Regions from separate parts of the Mus musculus genome. Here regions 2 and 3 are each linked to region 1. The links are chromatin loops, found by intact Hi-C in ENCODE. Cell type or tissue: gastrocnemius. All regions are shown on one strand. Region 1 overlaps 5730403I07Rik (RIKEN cDNA 5730403I07 gene). Region 2 overlaps Mlip (muscular LMNA-interacting protein). Region 3 overlaps Mlip (muscular LMNA-interacting protein).

What was found. Peaks named below come from ENCODE experiments on the same cell type or tissue, not always from the same donor. Only the 100,000 strongest peaks of a DNase experiment are listed, where the experiment ranks them.
Region 2: it touches region 1 in a loop (2.9-fold over the local background); 2 of 42 quality-filtered maps call a loop at or near these places.
Region 3: it touches region 1 in a loop (3-fold over the local background); 2 of 42 quality-filtered maps call a loop at or near these places.

What each region holds. Positions count from the first base shown.
Region 1 is chr9:77,373,357-77,381,356 of GRCm38, reverse strand. The region is part of intron 3 of 5730403I07Rik (RIKEN cDNA 5730403I07 gene); the gene reads left to right. Among named protein-coding and RNA genes, the nearest start is that of 5730403I07Rik, 22 kb to the left of the region's middle. In gastrocnemius, CTCF peaks have their summits at 1,530 (motif pointing right) and 4,047 (motif pointing right); DNase peaks (open chromatin) are centred at 1,539, 3,457, 3,627 and 4,037; H3K4me3 peaks cover 643 bases.
Region 2 is chr9:77,118,422-77,126,421 of GRCm38, reverse strand. The region is part of intron 9 of Mlip (muscular LMNA-interacting protein); the gene reads left to right. Among named protein-coding and RNA genes, the nearest start is that of Tinag, 77 kb to the right of the region's middle. In gastrocnemius, no CTCF peak of the experiment used is centred here; a DNase peak (open chromatin) is centred at 4,542.
Region 3 is chr9:77,156,964-77,164,963 of GRCm38, reverse strand. Mlip (muscular LMNA-interacting protein) reads left to right here. Exons shown (of 11, transcript NM_001368955.1): 8 at 71-199. Among named protein-coding and RNA genes, the nearest start is that of Mlip, 91 kb to the left of the region's middle. In gastrocnemius, no CTCF peak of the experiment used is centred here; a DNase peak (open chromatin) is centred at 3,008.

The sequences.
Region 1 (8,000 bases):
GGTTTGGAAGCCATAGGAGTTGGTTCTCTCCTTGCTGGCTGTGGGTCCCGGGGTTAGAACTCAGGCCACCAGGCTGGTCACAAGTGCCCACTAAACCATGTTGCTGTGAGCCGACTATGCTGCAGATTCCATTCTGTCCGTGCTCCAGAGTTCATTCGGGTGGCATCCGGCAGAGCCGGGGCTGCAGCTCAGTGCAAGCACCGTGGCTGCCCTGTACTGGAGGCTACATTGCTCATTAGAGAGAAGAATCCCCAGTTCTGCTCTAGGACTGGAGTTAGACAGCTGTGAACCACTGAATCCTCTGGAAGAGTAGTCAACGCTTTTAACATCCGAGCCTCCTTGACATCCCCGTTGGCTCGGTTTATGAAGACCTAGAAAGAAGTCTCAAGTGGACGCCACCAAAATGTTACAATCTAGGGGACTTGATTTTTATTTTTTTTTCCTGCAGGTTAAAGAATTAAAAGGCAGGAAAAATACAGAGTACAGCAGATATCAGCCGGGGGAAAAAAACCAAAAAAAAAAAAAACTCAGACAGAGCAGACTAGAATCAGCCAGTCAAGAAAAGCTTTAACACACACACACACACACACACACACACACACACACACACACACACACACACACATACACACACACACACACACACACACCCACACCACGGGGGGGTGTGTGTGTGGGTATGCCCACACGGTGTGCCCGGCCTTAAACATCCTTAAAGGGTAAAGACAAGCTTTGGCTTTGCAGTGTGGCCTCAGAAATGTGGTTTGCACGACGGAGGATGTTTGCCTCCTGGGTAGGGCCTGGCGGAGCTCTCTACACACCCCACCAGCCAGCTAAAGGAGACAGCCAGCAAACAGCCGCGACATCCTCAGCCTTCTTCACTGGGTTGGTGGTCCAGCAGCTTCGATGTGTGGAAGTGGATGATCCCCTCTCGATTCCTCAGATTTCTTTAATGTTTTTTTTATTAGATATTTTCTTTATTTACATTTGAAATGTTATCCCCTTTCCTAGTTTCCCCTCTGAAAATTCCCTATCCCCTCCCCCTGGCACCCCAACCTACCCACTCCTGCTTCCTGGCCCTGGCATTCCTCTATACTGAGGCACAGAGCCTTCACAGGACCAAGGGCCTCTCCTCCCATTGATGACCGACAAGGCCATCCTCTGCTACATATGCAGCTAGGGCATTTTGCATCTGACTCTGACTCTGTCTCTGTCTCTGTCTCTCATATCTTGACTTTAATTTCCTATAAGCATATAATTATCACTACATTTTGAAGTAGGTTTTCTTTTTTTTTAAAGGAAATTTGGTATTTTTAGTGTAGGTACAGTTTATCTACTTTTCTAATGTTGTCTCCTCAGTCTTCCCATATCTGGATGACACATTGTGTGTGATGCTTACAGCACTCCTCCTATATAAATACCCCCGGGGCGTTTCTTTCCTGAAAAACGCAATTCTAGATCACATGCAGAAGATTGCGAAGGTAGTGTTAGCAGGTTTTGGAAGCTGACTCCTGGAGGTGACTGCATGGCAGAAGGTGGCCAGCAGGGGGCAGTCTCTCCCAGTAGAAGAGAGACGTTGTCTATAGCCATTTGCTTTTTTTTTTTTTTTTTTTTTTTTTGAAAGACTCTTTGAAGGAGCAAAACTGACTTCTTTTTTTTTTTTTTTTTTTTCCATTTTTTATTAGGTATTTAGCTCCTTTACATTTCCAATGCTATACCAAAAGTCCCCCTTACCCACCCACCCCCACTCCCCTACCCACCCACTCCCCCCCTTTGGCCCTGGCGTTCCCCTGTACCGGGGCACACAAAGTCTGCGTGTCCAATGGGCCTCTCTTTCCAGTGATGGCCGACTAGGCCATCTTTTGATACATATGCAGCTAGAGTCAAGAGCTCAGGGGTACTGGTTAGTTCATAATGTTGTTCCACCTATAGGGTTGAAGATCCCTTTAGCTCCTTGGGTACTTTCTCTAGCTCCTCCATTGGGAGCCCTGTGATCCATCCATTAGCTGACTGTGAGCATCCACTTCTGTGTTTGCTAGGCCCCGGCATAGTCTCACAAGAGACAGCTACATCTGGGTCCTTTCGATAAAATCTTGCTAGTATATGCAATGGTGTCAGCGTTTGGATGCTGATTATGGGGTGGATCCCTGGATATGGCAGTCTCTACATGGTCCATCCTTTCATCTCAGCTCCAAACTTTGTTTCTGTAACTCCTTCCATGGGTGTTTTGTTCCCACTTCTAAGGAGGGGCATAGTGTCCACACTTCAGTCTTCATTTTTCTTGAGTTTCATGTGTTTAGGAAATTGTATCTTATATCGTGGGTATCCTAGGTTTTGGGCTAGTATCCACTTATCAGTGAGTACATATTGTGTGAGTTCCTTTGTGATTGTGTTACCTCACTCAGGATGATGCTCTCCAGGTCCATCCATTTGGCTAGGAATTTCATAAATTCATTCTTTTTAATAGCTGAGTAGTACTCCATTGTGTAGATGTACCACATTTTCTGTATCCATTCCTCTGTTGAGGGGCATCTGGGTTCTTTCCAGTTTCTGGCTATTATAAATAAGGCTGCTATGAACATAGTGGAGCATGTGTCCTTCTTACCAGTTGGGGCTTCTTCTGGATATATGCCCAGGAGAGGTATTGCTGGATCCTCCGGTAGTACTATGTCCAATTTTCTGAGGAACCGCCAGACTGATTTCCAGAGTGGTTGTACAAGCCTGCAATCCCACCAACAATGGAGGAGTGTTCCTCTTTCTCCACATCCTCGCCAGCATCTGCTGTCACCTGAATTTTTGATCTTAGCCATTCTCACTGGTGTGAGGTGGAATCTCAGGGTTGTTTTGATTTGCATTTCCCTGATGATTAAGGATCAAAACTGACTTCTTGTATGTTTTAAGCAAACTGTTTTGTGGCTTACAGAGAAGCATCATCTCAGCCTGGTACAACTTCACAACCCGTGGTTCATACTGATTTTTCCCTTGTTAAAAACACTGACTGGGATATTGTCTGGGCATCTGAGCATCATTAAATAGGTGATTCGGATTTTAACTTTTTCTTGAAGGTGATTGATTCATGGCTGTGAATACAGGGCTAGAAGTGTCCCTTTGATATGAGCCTCATATCCCAGGTCCTGGAATTTTTAAGTTAATAACACATGTAGGGAAGAGATTTGTTTAATGATGCACAGCTGTAAAGGGCAAGATCAGAATTAGGGCCAACACATCCAGTTCTTCATGAAGCCTGAGCACTGGGCTGGAGCACTGAGTTAGAGCACAGAGCGACCAGTGACTTCCTTGACCTTGGCAATTGTCTGGAACCAGTAATCCGTCCTGAGAATTGACATGCTCAGAGAGAGGGGCAAAAACAAACACTGGTCTCTGGCAGGCTGACAGAATCCACACATGCTCGACAAATGATTATCTTCGGTGTGAGTCCCTTGGCAATGAAGGACAGCTCTAGCCCGTAGCTGGGTGATAAAGATGATCATGCTAGAGAAGGAAAGAAACTCCCAGGGGAAGCTTGGCTCAGGAGGGTGTCTCGTGCTTCTTCGCCATTGCGGTTGCTTTTGCCGTGGGCAGCCACAATAAGAAAGGGGGCATGCGAAGTGTGCTGTTCACATAACAACTAGAGAGCCCATGCTGGCTGGAGCTTAGAGTCCAACTACCTGGCGAGCCAGAAATCACCCTGGTTTCTGGAGTTCAGCCTGGTAAGTTTGCTCCGCTGCCACCCCACCAGCTGCCTTTTATCATAGGGATCCCTACCTAGGGAGGGCTGAAGTTTGAGGCCAAGGACCAGAAGCTAATGGTGGCTTTCCAGATGGAAACCTTGGCTGATAAAACTAGATTTAATAAACATGGGAACAAGCCCACGGCAAGACTCCTGGAGCTCACTTCCTTGTGTTTTTAAACGTGGTGGTTTGGGACTGCTGAGTGACTTTGCCAGGGAATGGTACTGCTTTGGATGGAAGTGGCTGGGTTGTGTGCCCCGTGGAGTCGGTTCCACAGCAATGCAGAAATCGTGGTGTCTGGTCCTTTCTGGCCAGCAGGGGGAGTGTGCCCCACATCCGGATGGTCGGTGTTACTTCCTGTGCCTCCCCCCACTCCAGCGGGAGCCGTCAAGCCCAGAGTGGCCTGCCTGAGGTGACTCGACTTTCCCCTTGGCTTAATCCATCCCTGGCCCAGTCCTGCCCAGATAATCGATCCTACATCTGCTTCAGCATCTGCAATAAGTAACTTGTCTCATTTGTTTGGAGAACATTCAGTGGGGAAAAAAGTAACCGGACCCATAAAGTAAGCCTATAATGTCCCCCGGGGGTATTTCCCCTTTATGAGAGAGACAAGCTTTGTTTTCTCAATGTCTCAGAAGGGAGAAGTTGTCTAGTGTTAATATGAGGGTTACTTACAGTAGACTGACTCTCAACATGCTCACTCAACTACATTTTACAAGGGGGAGAAAAGGCTACTCAACTTTCTAGTAGGATCCAAGCACCCCCGGTATCACGTAGGTATTGTCGGCGTAAAGCCCATGTGTCTCTCCTCACCCACCCCTGCCCCTGCTGAGAAATCCTGCAGGACTCTAGGAGGAGCTTGATGAAGTGAGAGAGGGGAGGAAGGAGACATGGCTTCAGCCTGTTGCCCTGGCAACTTTGGTTCTCCCTCTTCCTGAGTCAGCTCTTGACCTTTTAATTTTCTGAGTAAGTTGGTCGGAGACTGTTTAGGATCTATGGGTTGGATGGGAAGAGGGGAACCGTCTGCAGGAATCAATGTTTATTTACCTGTTTGTGAGGCGGGGTCTCATGTGTCCTAGGCTGGCCTTGAACTCTCTGGATAGCTCTGGATGACCTTGATCTCTGATCCTCCTGCCTCTATCTGCCAACTGCTACAGTTACAGGCAGGCATACACCCCTGAAGACTGGCGGAATAAACCATCTTGCCTTGAAGGTGCTATAGAAACACCAAGAGGAGTTAACAGCCAACCAGTTTGTGGCTTTGGTATTTTGACTTTTGAGCAGTTGAGGATGGACATAAGCTACACAGAACCTACAAAGCGATGGACATGCATGAGCAGGCACGTTACGTGAAGTGTGAAGCATGTGTAGCTTAGCAGAGGGAGCAACTCAGTCCAAGTCAGATTTAGAACTGGCTTTAATATGGTGTTGTGTCAAGATCTCCTGGGTACCACAGGGACTGGATTTGGGGTGTATGTTAGGGCAATGATAGCATCTTGTCCTTATGAGTATTTCTTATTAGAACCACCCAAAAGAAAGAGTTGTATTAAAAAGCTTGTGACATGACTTAGTCTTCAGTATTGCAGGACAATGAAAAGCCACATCTGTGGCTCTCGCTTGGAAATCTTATTATTAAGAGCGAAGACTTAAAAAAAGCGCATGAGAACACCTCCAAGAAATGTTAACTTCATTTGTGGGATTTACCAGTCACAGTGATGTGTGAATACAGTTCTGCCAAGATATGTGGCGTATGTTTTACTCAGTGCCTCATGGCTGCTGCTCTGTGGACTCCTAATGCGGACCCTTTCAAGTTTATCTGCTGTGTGAGAAGGAAGCCACCAACTTCTTACAAAAAGAAAACATCTTCCTCTCGATTACGGTTTAAAGCTTTCTAAAATATTTCCTCACAAAGTCGCCAAGGAAGTGATTTTAGAACTACCCGTTTTTAAACTTTTCCTTTCAGTTCGAATTCCGAATGGACATTCTAGATGTCAGCTGAGAGGTTTTCATTCCAGGCCACCTCACCTGGGCAGCTCACGGTCTCTGATCTGTGGGCCTATGGTAAGCTGGCTGGCTCCCTTGTGATGTTGAGTAGAAAAACCATCAGTCAGCTTGGGTCCAACATGGTTCCTCCGTGTTCCACTCTTTGACTTTTAAAGGTTTCTTTTCTTACTCCATTGCCAGCCTTCATCTCTGCTTATGCTTTTTCCTCCTTTATCCCCACCCCCCGTGTGTGTGCGTGTGTGTGTGTGTGTGTGTGAGAGAGAGAGAGGGGGGTAAGAGAGAGGGGTGTGAGAGAGGGTGTGTGAGAGACAGTGTGTATGTTTGTGAGAGAGAGAAAGAGAGAGAGAGAGAGAGAAAGTATGTGTGAGAGGCTCTGTGTGTGTGTGTGAGAGAGAGAGAGAGAGAGAGAGAGAAAGAGAGAGAGAGAGAGAGAGAGAGAGAGGGAGACAGAGTGTCTGTGTATGTGTGCGTGTGTGTGAGAGAGAGAGGGTGTGGGTGTAAAAGAGGGTGTGGGTGTGAAAGAGAGAGAGAGAGAGTGTGTGTGTGTGAGAGGGGGGAGAGAGTATGAGAGTGTGTGTGAGAGACAGATGTATGTGTGTGTTTGTCTGTGTTATCTCCTAGAATGGGAAAGATTTCAGCTCACGAGAAGTGCTGGTCACACTTTAGAGAGGTCTCGATTGCACTTAATGTACAGTTTTTTACCTGAGAGAAAGGCTGTTGTTCAGCTGTGTCTTCTCCACAGCTCAAAGCAGGGGGCCGAAAGCACCATTTTTCAGCAGTTACTAAATCATAGAAAAGTGTGACATGTGTCTGGGGAGAACAGGGCAATTCCGAGAGGGTTTTATTCTCCCTGTTATTTCTTTAAGCTTTGAGTATCAGTGCTCAGTTTTAAGTTCCCATGGCGGATGCTCTTATTTTATCGGAAAACTTCAGTGAAATCTCTCAGTGCTGTTATCCAGGGTAGCTTGCAGAACCCAGCCAAGTCTTCCCAGTCCCTCCTCTTTGAGGTCTCCCTTCCTCTGTACTTATCAGATCCTTAGAACTGGCTTCATGGAAGTTAAATATTAGTAATAAGAAAGCCAATACCCCCCAGGGCCCAGAGATTAAGTATCATCCTGGGGTTTGATAGTCAGTCTTTGAAAGGTAAGAACAAACCATGAGCCAGTTGAATTCATTGGAAGGAGTCAGACTGGAGGACAGGGAAGACGGGGAGAATGTTGAGGACGGGGAGGACGGGGAGGATGGGGAGGACAGTGTCCCCAGAGGTTCTGAGTCCTGAGCACCTTCGGGCCACAGAAAATTCCTTTTCTTCCCCGTACATCACCGAGACAGCTCATTTCATTAGCAGTGATTTTGCCACCCTTGACAGACTGATTTATCTTCCAGCCTAAGCAAACATTACCTCTCTCCATTCTATCGATGGTTAATCGAGCCAACCAAAAGACTGGATGACTTTTAACAAATGGCTGTTTATTTTCCTTTGTGTTTTGAAAAATATTCCTCAAGTCACACATTCTACTGATGAGGCAGATGTCACTTCTTGAAGACATATGTGTATGATGTATATGCATGTGTCTTTTTGTCTAGAAGTAATTTCACGTTTATGGAAGTTTCTTGAGTAAGAATAGCATAAAGAACAGTATTTCACCAGTCCTCAGGGTCCATGCCCTGGTGACGTCATCTCTACCTGCTAGACTGTTTGTTTCCCGGTCCTATTCTTTCCTTTCTTTCTCTCTCATGCGCACATGCAATGACATGCCCCTTCAGGGAAGGCACCAGTTTGAGTGAACATGTCAGTGATTCTTTAATTTACAGTGTAATGCCCTTCCATCCCGCTAATGTGCAATGTGGCTTACTTTTGCCTCAGCGCAAACTGTAGCCAGGAGGCGCGTTCCACATCCCTAAAACATTTCTGCAGACTTTTCCCACTTTTATGGCATTGAAAGTTTTGTGGCAAGGGTAGAAGACTCCTCTCTCTATGACTTTGTCTGAATTTCTTCACCACTAGAGTCAGGCTGTATCATGATGCCAGGATATAGCCATTTCTGAAATGCGCGCTTCTCAGAGAGCCAGTTCACCCTGTGGGTAATGCATTTTCAGCACGCAAAACGGCTGCACCAATTCTCAAGTTGTAAATGATCATCATTTTCCCCACTGCAAATGGTCTACAGAGAGACACGTTAAGACTGTGTGGCCATCAGCATCTTCACCTCAATGTCCCCTTAGTGTTAGCATTTGTGGAGGATGCTTGCCTGAGCCAGCCGG
Region 2 (8,000 bases), 250 kb after region 1:
TGACTAAGGAAGGATGCAACCCGGGAATGTGAGGAAAGAAGCAACAGTCTGGCCCTTGCTGGGTGTGAGAGAGCAGGAGGAGGGGAGACAGCAACTCAGAATCATAACATGAACTCCGGACAGAGTCTGCATTTATTATTAACCCTATAATGCTTCTTGTAATCTGTCTCCAGACCTCAACATTCGTTTGTCAGCCATAGCACTAAAGGTTAGTGGATAAAAGTATTTACTATTCTGGCAAAAAATGAACACTGAATACAGCCCAGCAAGTCAGGGGAGGAAGAGGTAGGAGAATTGCTTAAGCCTCAGGGCTTTAAGAACAATCTAGACAGCAAGATGGGAGGAGGAGGAAGAGGAGGAAGAAGAGGAGGAAGAGGAGGACGAGGACGAGGAGGAGGAGGAAGAGAAGAAATAAAAACAAACCAAAAATAATAAACTTTGGCAGTCACTTTACTAAAAAAGGTTATTTTGAAACTTGGAGGCAAAACTGCCTGTAACTACCTCATTAATCATGCTTGCTACTCTCTGACTGTATACACAAGTAGAAACCTGTCTGAGAGAATAAACCAGGGTAATTTATTTTTGATCAACATAGAGATAAATGGCCTTGCTCTCAATTTGAAAACTTTTCTGACAATTTTTGGAGGTAATGTGAATTGGATAACTATTAGGTTGCATCAGAAGAGAAAAATCTTTGTGGTGGGTGGAATGGGATATTTTATCAAACTCAAAATGGGTTTTTAATGTTCAGAGACTTTTCAGGAACGCGGAGCAGAGGCAGTGTTTTCGGATCCTAAATTGTTTTCAGAATGGATGGACTCTTTCAATATGTTCATTAAGAACGTTCTGTTCAACTGGCTAAATCAGAGTAATTGGACTTTTAGCATGAAAAATGAATGTCAATGAGCAGGTATTTTAACAGATGCACTTGTGCGATTGAAGCATCAAAGCTCTTTAGTTCTGTTCTTCAGCAGCAGACTGAGTAGTTCACCACCCTGGGAACCTCTGTGACGATTCGCCGTATGGAATGGGAGTGTCTCTAAGTGCTTGTTGTCATCCTGAAAATGTTTTAAATTTAATTACAGACCGGTTGACTTATGTTTTTCTTCTGGGAAGCTGAGAACAATTCATTCTTTTAATCCTAGTTCTCTTTTTGGCTTAATCTTAGTGACAAAAACATCTGTCCCTGAGCTCATTTGTTGTGTGGTGTTAGACACGTAGTATCTAAATGAAATATTTCATTGTGACATATTTGCTTTTTGCTTTTTCCTTTGTTGGTTTTTATTGAAAATAATGTTTTTATACAAAGTGTTCTGATTACAGTTTCTTTTCCCCAACTACTCCCTGATCCTCTCTTCTTCCCCAACCACCCAAATCCTCACTTTTTCTTTCTCTCTTTCATTAGAATACAATAAGCATCTAAAAACCTAATAAAACAAGATTAAACTAAAACAAACAAACAAGAGGGAGACATAGCACAACAGCCAAAAACAAAAAAAAAAAAAAAACAAACCAAAAAACAAAAAACAAAAAGCAGAAAAAAAAGAGCCAAAAAAAAAGCCCAAGAAATACATATAAATAAAGATATACACGTGTTCACACACAAAGAGATCCACTATTGCAGGACCAGAAACTGTTGGCCTACACTCTATGGAGGTGTGGCTATTTAAGCACTAATACTGTACTGGCAGAGAGTGAAGAGCTCATCACCAGTCTCATATTTTGTAAATATGTGTTCCTTTCTCACCTGCCTAAGGCAATGTAGAATTGTATCTGATTAGCTTTAATAAAGAGCTGACAGCCAATAGCTGGGCAAGAAGCAGAAGGTAGAACTTCTGGGCAGAGAGAGGGACTCTAGGAGAAGAGACCAGTGGTGGGAGATTTACCAGCAACTCTGGGATGGACAGATGGACCAGAGTAGAGCAGAGAGGTAGACCTGGTCACATGGTGGGACATAGGCCAGAATGAATCAGGATAGAGTAGTCAGAAGACTGCCAAGCTAAGGCCTAAGATTTAAAATATCAATATTTTATATTGTAGTTAATAATTTTATATTAATATAAAGTATTAATAAGTTTCTGTTTCATTATTTATATCACTGGCAGGTCTGTGAAAGCCTCACTTTAAGATACAATGTATATGAAATGAATTTGTAAGACGGAAATAGCTCTGACAAAGAGCTATCACAAATACCGTTGAATTTGCTTTGTGATGGCCATAGTACTCTTGAGCACCGGGCTTGGCCTTAAAAGTATTTATAGATTTAGTGAAACCCCATTAGAAAAAAAATAATATTTTACTTGTGAGTTATCATTTGGAGATAGCTTCTGACTTAGGGATGGGGGCTTATGTCTACTCCCTTTCTCAGTGCTGGAAACATATCTAGCTCTAACTTGGACAGGCTCTATTCATGCTGCCGTAGTGTCTGTGAGTTAATGCGCCCATTAGTTCTGCAGTTTGGAAGGTCTTGTTCCTTGGTGTCTTCTCTCCTCTTTTGGCAAGTTCCCTAAAGCCTGAGGGGATGTATTTGTTGAATATATCTCTTTTAGGACTGAGTATTCTAAGGTCTCACTCTCTGAGCATTGTTCAGAAAAGTTGTGGGTTTCTGTATTTATTCTCATATACTTCAGGAGAAAGCTTCTCTAATGATGGCTGAGTAAGACACTGATATAGCAGAAGGTCATTAGGAGTTATTTAACCACTGTGTTCATTTAGCAGAGTGTTAATAGTTGGTTTTCCTCTAGGCCTGTGGCCTATCTAGTCTCCGGTTATTGATCACCTGAGCAGTGTGAAGGATGGTTTCTATTGTAGGGAATAGATCTTAAGTCTCATCAAATATTGGTTGGTTCCTTCCAAAAGTTTTGTGTCATTATTGCCCAGGTACATCTTGCAGGGAGGTCGCTCTTGTAGATCAAAGATTTTATATCTGGATTGCTGCTTATCTTTCTCCTTTGGTAGTAAACAAAAACGCATCAAACTAGAGACACCAGTTGTACCTCATTCCAATGGAGACAATCAGGGAAACAGAGCTTGCACTTCACAGCATGCACTTGGCCATAATTCTCAAGGCAACTGGGGTCAGGTTCTTCAGTAAAAGAGCCCAGGATAGGGCACAGTGTTTTGCTGGATTATTGAATAAGTGCTCTTTACAAATGTGTCCTGTAAGCAAGCGAGAGAATCCTAATTGGGTGGTAGGGTGGGGCAGGGAGAAAATGCAATTGTGCTCTTAGATAAATGCAAGCTTTAGATTGACACATAAGTACAGGGACCTAGGACATCAAAAGAAACTTGTCCACACATGAAGCAGGCACCCGCCTCCATCACTTTAGTCTGTTCTTGTTGGTGGCAGCAATTTAGGGAGGTGGGAACACACTCCCCAGTGAGTATTTGCTCAATTCAGTGAGACCTTGATGAGACCTTCAACTCTCTGTGCCCTTGCTTCCTATGTTTCTTTTACTATCATCCTGCATTTTTCTTTCCTATTTAAGAGAAATATGGAAAAGTTTTAAAGGAGGTTTTTTTGTTTTTGTTTTCTTGGCAAATATTCTGTGGTCTTTCTGCCTTGTATTGTTCACATTTAACAGGTGCTAAAATTCTATCTGATACCTTAGACAAATGTTGTATAGTAAAATGGATTTCCGACTTTTTGTTTGTTTATTACTTATTTTTTAAATTTTTCTTATTTTTTTCCCTTTGCTTCTTGAGTATGGGATTTTTGGCAAGGAACCACTGGGCCTTATTTAAGTGGTGCTGGTGGTGAGTCCCATGGTCTCCCTTGGGACATGCTTGGCAAACACAGCAAGTTGAGCTAATGTCCGCAGCCTACAATATTAAATACTGCTATTTTAATTTTCTAGATCTTACCCATTGAGATTGCTGAAACCCAATGCTAATGTGGAATTTTCCTACAAGATACTTATAATCAGTAAATAATCTACTTATCTTGGGGTTTGAATTTGAATAAAAGCTTCCCTGGTTGTTTGTGCTTCCAGAGAGAACACAGAATTAAAAGAAGACATGTTTTTCAAACGGGCAATCTCAGACTCTTTCAAATTTATTAGGAACAGACATGATCAAAAACCTAATTACAGTGTCTGGTGACAGAATTCAGTTTTGTAATAGCTTATAGGAGCAAGGGATACCTGGTGGCCAAACAGTTCTAAGGCAAAATAAAGCAACATAGTAAAATGTTGCCTATACCTTATGTAATTTTGATATATATATTGAAGCCATGCATAGAGGTATATGGCTAGAAGAGTAGGGGTTCAATGCCCACAAAGGGCGGGTAGGCACTTTATTTAGGGTAGCCCTTCTGTTATTGGTATTCAAATTATTTTAGTTTACCATTCTGCTACCCACTCATATACATTGTCCCTCCTCAGCAGTGCCTATCCTTCCTCAGCACTGCTGCTGAAGAGGAGCTCCTAGAAGACCTCCTGCTGTGGAGGAGGAGCAACAAAGCCCACCATGGGTCCATGAAGGGGGGTGGGAGATGGCCTGAGCCATTTCCTAATTATTACTCAGTCTAAATAGCTGTACAAGTACTCGGGACACTTGACAAAGCGCCAGGTTCTGGGACTGGTTTCCTACTGTTGGTAGGGAACTTCCTGTCAGTGAAAAAGATATAGATGGAGAGTGAGGAAAAGCAATTGGAGCTGGAAACTATTTTTGTAATTGAGACTTTATTATAGATCCATTTACTTTCTATTATGTGTCATACAAATAAAAGAGCAATTCTTGTATGGCACAGAAGATAAAGAATAGAGACAAAACAACTTGCCAATATTTCCTTTGTTAAAAAAATAGATATTTGGTTTGTGGTAGCAGTAGAGTATTGGGATATAAAAAAAGGACTGAAAATGATATTTTACTTTATGTGTAATTCTAAGCAACTATGTCCCTAAAGGAAAGAGAAGAACAGCAAAAATACTCCTTGTTAATTTCAATCTCAATTTCCAAAATCCATTTTTAACCCTAGAATGGTATTGGTATATAGATGTGTTTTGTTCCATTTTTTTTATTATTATTGCCTGGAAAGTCTGCACCAAGATAAAGTTAACAGTGCAGTTCTGTCCCTGAGGGAGTGGTTTTCTGCTTGAGAAGGGAACAGCTCCAGGTAAAATGTGAATAAACAAAAGGAAATGAAATTTATTTGTAAACAGACTGAACACAGCATGGACAGAAGCATTCCATTACTTCATAAGCTGTCCTTTAGAACATGGAGACGTAGACTATAGAGCACTGGCTGGGGAGAACGGGAATGTGCTGAGTTTTACTTCATAACATGGAACAGGAGACCAGAGCAGAAACCGTTTTTGTTTTCTTACTGTATCTCAAGACCTGAGATTGGAATGTGGTTACCAGCATTCCTCAGGGAGAGCTCGGTGGGCACAGAAAACAATGGACATCAGCCCCAAGTCCATATGTTGTCAGCTGAACGCATGACACCCAGCCAGCACACAGCAGAGCTCTGTAAAACTTAATAGTGTTTATAAAACGCCCAACCAAGGAGACCATGGAAGAACTAAGAACTGGTATTAAGGACCTCAGATCATGTTCACAGGGAGATTTGTTCCCTGTTTGAAGGCTGGAACTTGGAGCTCTGCTGTGGCCCAGAACAGAAAACTTCAAAAGGAAAGAACTTTCATTTGGAGATTGTGTCATTTCTCAATCAACAGTATTTTCTAAAGAATCATGGAACCAATAAACTGGCCAACTGCAAAAGAGACTTGAGACCATTTACATAAGGCTTAGCTTTTAAAAAATTGTCATGTATTAATCTTACAAAGTAATAAGTTTCATCGTGACATTTCCATAAATGCACATGATATGCTCCACTACATTTTCTCAAACCACCTCTCTTCCTTTCTAATCCTATTCAATATTTTAATTGACTAATTGATTATACTATTTATTATTATTTTAGTGGTGAAGGATAGAAAACCCAGAACCTCACAACCAGTAAGCAAATGTTCTATTGCTGAGCTATGCCCAGCGTGGGGTAAATTTTAAGAATTGGGAAACTGAGGCACGGAGAGGTTGTATAGGGCATCGGTGTGTAGACAAATTTGTAAGCCTTTGGACACCACCAAAATGTCTTCTTTGAAATACAAGAAATAGTTAAGCTATCTTCTAAGCAACTACTACTGTGGTCTTTTATGCCTTATGTAGCATCTAAGTTTTCTATCTTCCCTTTTTAAATTTAGCTTAAGTGAATTGAATGATTAGGGCATATAGCCTGTTCTCCTTTGGAAGTAGTGGCATTTCCCTATGGCACGTGGAGGCCAGTCTTTCATTGTAGACATATGGTGTACTGATTTTCACAAAGACAAACCCAGAGCACTGATGTGTTGTTGTGTTGCCCCCAGGCCTGGGATTATGAGTCATAGTTTTTTAGATGTTCAATTGCTAGGATATGGCAGGGCCTATCATCCAGCTGCCTGTAGTCTTTGGGGGGAAGTGAAACAAACTCTCATTTTACAGTGCTCATTCATTTAGAAAATTGAAGAGCTTACTCATTGACTTTGAAGTGGAGTTGATGCTTGCAAATAGCTCCACAGCAATTCCGTGACATGTTCTCAGTCACTCACCTTAGCCATTCCCTCTGAATTTCCTCCCTACATCCCAATCACCCTAATTAGCATTTCTTTTTTGTGAGTGGATCTACATGCATATTTCCTATTTCTTACTTTCAGGAGGTAACTTGGTTCCTTGGGATGCTTCCCTCATATCCTTCTTGACTGGTTTCAGATCTATTAGTACTAAGCCCTCACAACAATCAAGAACATTATCTCCCAATACATCATTATGTGTTTGTATTGTTATTATATTAATCATAATTATATAGTTTTTCAAATTTGTTTTGTTTTATATTTTTTGAGAGAGGATTTCTCTATGTAGCCCTGGCTGTCCTGAAACTAGCTCTGTAGACTAGACTGGTCTTGAATTCACAGAGATCCATCTGCCACTGCCTCTTGAGTGCTGGGATTAAAGTTATGTACCTCCACAGTCTACTTATTTTATTTATTATCATAATTATATAACCATAATTATATATCATATGTTGTGTAATTATATTATTATATTACATATAATATAATTATTAGCATAATATACTATAATAATGCAATATAATTAATATAATATGATATTCTATAGTTACTTTATTAATATAATATGATCATTAACATATTAATTAATATGTAAATATCAATGAGAACATAAATCATCTTTATCTCTCACACTCAACTGTAATCTCCTAGATCTGTATACTATTCACGACTATTTTAATGACAATTAGCAACATGTCTGACACATTAATAGGCATAAAATTAAAAAGATCCATAGTAAATAATTTTATTACACAACCGCCATGTAAGTTAATGGATTAGGCACAGTTGATTTTGAGTGCAGTCAACTGGAGGCCTGACTGGGCACAGTCTAAAGCACACTTTCCTTCTCTTTTCATAGGAGGATGTTGTTCATGGCCTCCCTAATCGAATTGCAGCAGCAGCAGCTGCTAGAAATGGAGAGTCTCAAGACCTTCTTGCTTCTTCCTGTGTACATATGAAACATTTATAGAATGTGCTCTGCACCGTGAAATGTTTGAAATCAGAGGCCAAGGCCCTATATGCTTTAGTTGACCAGGCAGATTTCCAATACAAGAGAAACAATTAGATTAGAGTCTGACCACAGACAGCCCCTGAACTTTCACCTCCTCATTATAGGGTTGACCAGACCATGTTGCGTAGGGATACTTCAGCTGCTTCTAATTTCTAAGGGGAGGCTGATTTGCAGACCTAGAAGATAAAAACCTCATGTGTAGACCTTTGCACAGTTCAAGAGAACCAGAAATAAGATGCTGTATGGAATCTGTGGAGTCAAACACCGACAAGTGAAGGCTTCTTACCAAAAAAAAAAAAAAAATCAAATGATATTTGAAAAAAGAATCAAATAGAGCCCACGTGTTGTTCTCCCTGCAGTGCTCCATGTGTGATGTC
Region 3 (8,000 bases), 220 kb after region 1:
ACAATAATCATACTTACTCATTTTAATAGTATTTTCTCCTCTATTTTAAAAACATTTCTCCTTTACGAAGACTAAGCCTGGAGTAATTCGTCCAGTACCTGTAAAATCCAAACTACTCCTGAGAAAGGATGAAGAAGTTTATGAGCCCAACCCTTTCAGTAAATACCTTGAAGACAACAGTGGCCTGTTTTCTGAGCAGGTGAGCATCTGCATAAGAAAGTGTGTCATATTATAACTGCCTGTATAAAGTAACAATAGAATATGTGCACGAAAATATGTTTAATAGGTTCTATCCCAGATAATGGAACAGGGAAATGTGTGTCCAAATGGAAATTCATATCCAAGAGTATTATTTTGAAGCACCTCAAAGCTTTTCTTTTTTTCCAAAAAGTAAAAGAAAAGCAATATCTATACATTGTAGGTATTGTATGGGAATCTGCAGTATTCATCTCAAGACCTCATGAGCATGCGGATGATCATATGCTGCTGAATTATTATTTCTGAGTCCAGCTTATTTTGAGAATATATGGTATTTTAGATTTGTTAGAGTTGGCAACAATCCTATTGTCCCAATGCATTTTATATTATGTGTGTGTGTGTGTGTGTGTGTGTGTGTGTGTGTGTATGTATGTATTTTATAGTATAATTGAAGGGTGATGTAATCCTTTTAGCTTGAGAGTGCTAATTACTGTATAGGGCTCAGGTAACTTCATGACTGTGTGTAAAGAATGCATGCTCTGTTTGCATTGTAAGTGCTAAATGCTGCAGAAAGGAGAAATGAAAACTGTCAATGGGGACTTTCTACAATAATAGGAAAATATAATAATACAATTGCACATAATATAACACTTCAGGGCCCAGAGAGATGGCTCATCAGTTAGGAACATACACTGATGCTGCTGGGGACCCAGGTTCAGTTTCCAGTACCCACATGGTGGCTCACAAACATCTGTAATTCTAATTCTAGGGACCTAATGCCTTCCTCTGTTTTTCCTGAGTACTGCGCACACATGGTGCGTGTGCACGTGCATGCACATGCATACGTGCACACACATACATGCTGCAAGCCAAACTCTCATGTACATAAAATAAAAATAAGTTAAATCTTTAAAATGTATATAAAAGTTTGTTTATCCACCAAAATGAAATTGTACAGCTTGATTTGTCTTATTAAATGCAAGAACTAGGCATGAGCTGTACTTTTTCTTAATCTTAAGCATTAAGTGGCTAAGCAATGTTAAATAGAAAAAATACTGTAAGAACACACAATCTCATCACATTTTATATTTGGTAATGAATATATTTATAAAAGAATATAAGTATAATATCCTCTTTAAACATTTAATTCAGAAACTACAGCTAGCAATATTCTTGAAATGTAAGCTACATTTGTATTTATAAGATTGAGGGATATTTCATGTGCCATGTGTGAGCTCTTTGACCCTGGAAAGATTGTCTCCCCATGACTTCAGTTTCTCAATGTGTGCAGTAAGCTGTGAGGATCAAGCTCTTTTCATCAATTATTTACTCTCCAAGATTTGGGTTAGGTTAAATCATTGATCAGCCCTGACTAGCTCTTAAGTCTTTATGTAATCTTGGAAATGTTCATCATACATACACTCTCATGAATAACTACTGATTTTATTTATATAATAAGATTGAAGATGGATGAATAGTCTCTAGCTGTGGTTCTAGCTCCTGAGGGCTGAGGTGATACAACTTCCTGATGCATGAGTTCAAGTCCAGACTGCACAGCATAGTGAGATTTCACATAAGAAGTGAGAGGAAAATAAAGATTAAAATATTTTCAGTTATTTATGTTCATTTGAGAGATTTCTGTTTTTTATAAGTTTGAGCCTTTAAAGAGGTTAAGAGGCAGTTTATTTTCATTTGGCTATAAATCTTATTGTTATGTAATTTATCATTATTAATTCTATACATTACAGAAAGAGAAATTAGGAAAACAGATTTCATTGTCAACGAAAACGGGGGGGGGAACCCATATTGTTTGTACAACACTAACATTTTTGAAGACTAATGTGAACTTTTGGATTTGAAAATCATTGTAAAACGTTATTAGAATATAATGTAGTATTTATATGGAAACAAACTGAAGATATTAAATTAAATTTTGTGAATTATTATCTATGCACATTAGAGTCCTCAGAATTTGATTAGCTGCTTTAAGATAAAGATTTTTACCTTTTATGTAATCTTGAAACTTAATTTTTCTTCAGGCACGCTCCCTTGTGCACTTCAGGTTAATCTGCCTGTAATTTATCACCTTCATTGTCTGTGGAATGATGAATTCCATTTCTGTACAGGAAATTCTTGTCATTAAAAAGAATTGTCGTTTTCTTTTTCATTCTTCTTTTGTGGTTAGACAAGTTGAAAACATTGTTTATGTTACAGCTTACATCTGTGTATTTCCAGATAATTGGATGAAAATTTTGTCTGTTTTTTTTCTTTAATATTGTAGACCACAGGCACAATTGTGTTTAAATTTTTTCATTAATTAATTCTTTCCTACATCTTTACTTGAAGGTAGGACATCTGACTTAATAGGACACTACAGAATATTAAGAACTGAAAGAACCTAGCATCCTACTTACATGTGAATTCCAAGGCTCTCTTAGCATCATATGCAGGCAGGGTAAGAGAGGACAAAGCCTAATAGAATCCTGAGCCACAAAAGCCCCCTATGCTCAACTGCCTTCTATACATTGAGTAGTATTTATAAATTCTTTACATCCAGAATCTACAAGGAAGCAGATTACAAAGTTAGGTCATACATGGACATAGTTAAGTCCACCCAGGAATTCAATGGTTACCAGTGACTCGTGATGCTGGCATTGCTACCTCACTAGAACTCCACATGAAGACGTTCACATTCAGCTCCAGGCACTACTGTTCTCTTTCAATCTGCCATAGAACAAATTGAATGTTTCCAAACTTGGTTGATCTCATTCGCCCATGTAATAGAAAATTTCTTAGGCAGGCAGCTGGCCAAATTGAAGCAGCTCACATTCACTAATCTCCCTTGTACCGGGGGCAGTTCCGCATGGCAGGACATGTTGGATGGGATTGCTAAGTTCATAAATTTTCCCCAGCAGTTTCACTGCCATAAAATATGATTTCCAAATGCTGTTACAAAATGTCAGATGCTAAAGATGATGAGACAAGGCAGAGATGTATGTATTGTAGCTCAAAGAGATTTAGCTGGGCAGCCTACTGAACAGATTAAGAGCTGACAAATTGTCTGCAAATAGCCTCCCAGTACTGAAAGCAAAGTTTGAGACTAAATGAGAAATCTAGTAATTGAGACTTATTATTTAATGATTTTTTTACATCAAGATGTTCTAGGGAAGAGAGTATCATTTTGCATTAGATGGATTTAAAAAAAAAAAACCTCTTTTTTAAGTAAAGCTTATGTGTTTCTGATCCACTCCAAATCCATTATTATATCAATTTATGATCCTTTTGAATTATTACAAAATATCTTCACATTCTACCCTAAATATACAGATTTATTCAGACGTGCAGTGATGGTCATGTACTCTGAAGAATGCTGCTATTGGTAACTTAAGGCAGAGGTAGAAATAATTACTGGGCTATTTGGCCCAGTGAGCGTGTGGCAAGTGCAGAGATCTGAGATGAAGTGGTATTACATTGTTTTGATGACTTGTGAGCATCAAAGCTCACAGTGCAAAGCAATGACTTGCTGATCATGTGACCTATTAGTTTGCTAAAGGTAACTTCTCCACTGAAAAATTTCATTTTAATATAAAATACAATATCTTAACTCAGTCTTATAAGGCAATATGTAAAACACCTTTTCTCCTTATATTAATAATGTAGCTCCTGAGATTAGATACGTTATTGCCTCCTTAAGGCTTTAAAGAACCAGCATGAAGGTCTGGACTGAAACCAAGGGAGACTGCTATTGTTTTATCTGATTTTCCAGAGACACCTTCTTTTTCTTTATGAGAAATAGTGTTTCCCAGCATGCCTGGCCCTTCCATTTCATTTTCCTTCTGTCCTGTTTCAGTGGAGAAGAGAATATGTTTTGGTTAAAATGACCATTTAGAGCAGTGGTTCTCAACCTGTGACCCCTCACGAGGTGGAATGACCCTTTTACAGGAGTTGCTTAAGACCATTTGAAAAAAAAACACACACAGATTTTTATAATATCAAAAGGTCACAGCATTAGGAAGGTTGAGAAGCACCAAGTTAGAGGATGCCATCTTTGGCACTCACAGAAACTAAATAGGATCATTGTGGGAGAAATCGCCTCCATGTATCCTTCTCATCCCCTCTCCCCTGATATTTTTAAACATTCAACTTTTCCCCCTTCCCTCTCAATTTCTCTGTTTGATGACAATGTGAGAAACTTTCAGATTGCCGTTTGATTACCCACGAAGTTATATATTGACTATGACCTTCAGCTGCCCTTCCTTGTTCCACCCAGGTGAAATAGCAGGCAAATATCTTTGTCACAGATAAGATGAACAATGCCTCCTTTTACACTGAATGTCATAAATTACCAAGTTTTTTTTTTTTTTCAAAAGTCATTTCAATCAAGGTGGCTTGGTTTCTTCTGTCATAAATGTTCCTTCTAACATGACTAAGCTTTGACTCATCTCTCCAGGTAAGATGTTTATAAGAACATTTTTTTAGGTGTAGAAATGACTAAATGACTTGGACCATTTTAAGGAGTGAGAAACAGAATACTGTTTAGTGTTACATTGACTTTGGAAGGTTTAGCCTAGAAGTTTGGCATCTCTCAAATAGTGCTATCATTGTGAATGTTTCTTCTGTCCTTCCTCTTTTCTTCCTCCCTTCATTTCCCCTCTTCACTTTGTATATATAAGAAGGAATTCATCATGAATATACTGGTTAGTATATATAATAGATAATTTGTTATACATCTAATAAACTAACTTACTCATTTGCATTTTTTGAAAAATGCCCTTTTAAAATAATATTATTTCTCCTCCAGGATACAATCAGATACACTCACTTCATATTTAAGCTTCATTATTCTTCTTTGACATTAAATTTTCCTTGACCTTGTCTTCATATCAAAATGGAAAAATCATAACAAAGGAGCTGTAGTTTTTGTTGCCAGCATTTATGTTGCTAAGGGAGACTTTTTATTTTCTGTTTCACTTTACCTGATGTATGTAGGGATAAGAATCTTCAAGAGACTTTTCCTCTTTAATTGTTTTTGTTTTTAAGCATACACACTAAGAAGTTCAGCTTGTTATGTCTGCTGTCATAGTATGAGGCAATAGTTACTTGGTGTTAACCCTCATTCAACAGGGAAGAATATCACCATGAAAGCTTTCAATAGATGTGTCCTGAAACCTGGGTAGCCCATGATGCTCCTGAATCTTTATTCAAGGGGCTTGAGAATATTCAGGACCTCTCACAGAAAGTACAGTTTGGTTTTAAATAAGAGCCTTGTCAAAATAGATTTTCTAAATTCCATTTTGGTTTTGATCCTAAAACTATTAAACGAAAGAACCCCAAAAACTGAAGACAACTGTATCAAGTGGATGCTATTCACAGGCGAGAGCATTAGAGAACTTGACCAGTTGGTGGAAGAATGTTTCCCCACAGGAGTCTCTATGACAGAAGGTCCCCTTGAACTTGGTGTCTGCAGAATGTTCTGATCATATGCCTTCAGAATATTTATGACTTCTTGTTCAAGATGGGATCTGATCTCCCTCTCTGCACAGTTCCTATCCAAAGCTTTACTGGAAAAATTTTCAGATGCCCATTAAAAGTGTACATAGGAACAGAGGAACAGAGAGTTTGCTGTGAGGTTGTGTCTCCTAGTCATGGCAGAAGATACGCCCTTCAAGTCTCACCAACATAAGACGGAAAAAGGCATTTTAAAAGCCATATATGTTTTTCAGGGACTTGTAACCAACCTCAGAGGGGACTTGTGGAGACAGACATGATTCCTTGGACTCACTGCTTAGTCAGTATAAACTAATGTGTGAGCCCCTGGACACTGAGAGCTTCTGACTCAATAAACTAGGTGGGTGGCATATGCATGCATATACTTGTACAGCACACACACTCACACACAACACATACACACAATTAGGTAGTTGTGTGCGTTAACTTCCTCTCTCTATTGTATTCTTTTTTTTCCATTTTTATTAGGTATTTAGCTCATTTACATTTCCAATGCTATACCAAAAGTCCCCCATACCCACCCCCCCAATCCCCTACCCACCCACTCCCACTTTTTGACCCTGGCGTTCCCCTGTACTGGGGCATATAAAGTTTGCGTGTCCAATGGGCCTCTCTTTGCAGTGATGGCCGACTAGGCCATCTTTTGATACATATGCAGCTAGAGTCAAGAGCTCCGGGGTACTGGTTAGTTCATAATGTTGTTCCACCTATAGGGTTGCAGATCCCTTTAGCTCCTTGGGAACTTTCTCTAGCTCCTCCATTGGGAGCCCTGTGATCCATCTATTAGCTGACTGTGAGCATCCGCTTCTGTGTTTGCTAGGCCCCGGCATAGTCTCACAAGAGACAGCTACATCTGGGTCCTTTCGATAAAATCTTGCTAGTGTATGCAATGGTGTCAGCGTTTGGATGCTGATTATGGGGTGGATCCCTGGATATGGCAGTCTCTACATGGTCCATCCTTTCATCTCAGCTCCAAACTTTGTCTCTGTAACTCCTTCCATGGGTGTTTTGTTCCCACTTCTAAGGAGGGGCATAGTGTCCACACTTCAGTCTTCATTTTTCTTGAGATTCATGTGTTTAGCAAATTGTATCTTATATCTTGGGTATTCTAGGTTTTGGGCTAATATCCACTTATCAGTGAGTACATATTGTGTGGGTTCCTTTGTGAATGTGTTACCTCACTCAGGATGATGCCCTCCAGGTCCATCCATTTGGCTAGGAATTTCATAAATGCATTCTTTTTAATAGCTGAGTAGTACTCCATTGTGTAGATGTACCACATTTTCTGTATCCATTCCTCTGTTGAGGGGCATCTGGGTTCCTTCCAGCTTCTGGCTATTATAAATAAGGCTGCTATGAACATAGTGGAGCATGTGTCCTTCTTACCAGTTGGGGCATCTTCTGGATATATGCCCAGGAGAGGTATTGCTGGATCCTCCGGTAGTGCTATGTCCAATTTTCTGAGGAACCGCCAGACTGATTTCCAGAGTGGTTGTACAAGCCTGCAATCCCACCAACAATGGAGGAGTGTTCCTCTTTCTGCACATCCACGCCAGCATCTGCTGTCACCTGAATTTTTGATCTTAGCCATTCTGACTGGTGTGAGGTGGAATCTCAGGGTTGTTTTGATTTGCATTTCCCTGATGATTAAGGATGTTGAACATTTTTTCAGGTGCTTCTCTGCCATTCGGTATTCCTCAGGTGAGAATTCTTTGTTCAGTTCTGAGCCCCATTTTTAATGGGGTTATTTGATTTTCTGAAGTCCACCTTCTTGAGTTCTTTATATATGTTGAATATTAGTCCCCTGTCTGATTTAGGATAGGTAAAGATCCTTTCCCAATCTGTTGGTGGTCTTTTTGTCTTATTGACTGTGTCTTTTGCCTTGCAGAAACTTGGGAGTTTCATTAGGTCCCATTTGTCAATTCTCGATCTTACAGCACAAGCCATTGCTGTTCTGTTCAGGAATTTTTCCCCTGTGCCCATATCTTCAAGGCTTTTCCCCACTTTCTCCTCTATAAGTTTCAGTGTCTCTGGTTTTATGTGAAGATCCTTGATCCACTTAGATTTGACCTTAGTACAAGGAGATAAGTATGGATCGATTCAAATTTTTCTACATGATAACAACCAGTTGTGCCAGCACCATTTGTTGAAAATGCTGTCTTTCTTCCACTGGATGGTTTTAGCTCCCTGGTCAAAGATCAAGTGACCATAGGTGTGTGGGTTCATTTCTGGGTCTTTAATTCTATTCCATTGGTCTACTTGTCTGTCTCTATACCAGTACCATGCAGTTTTTA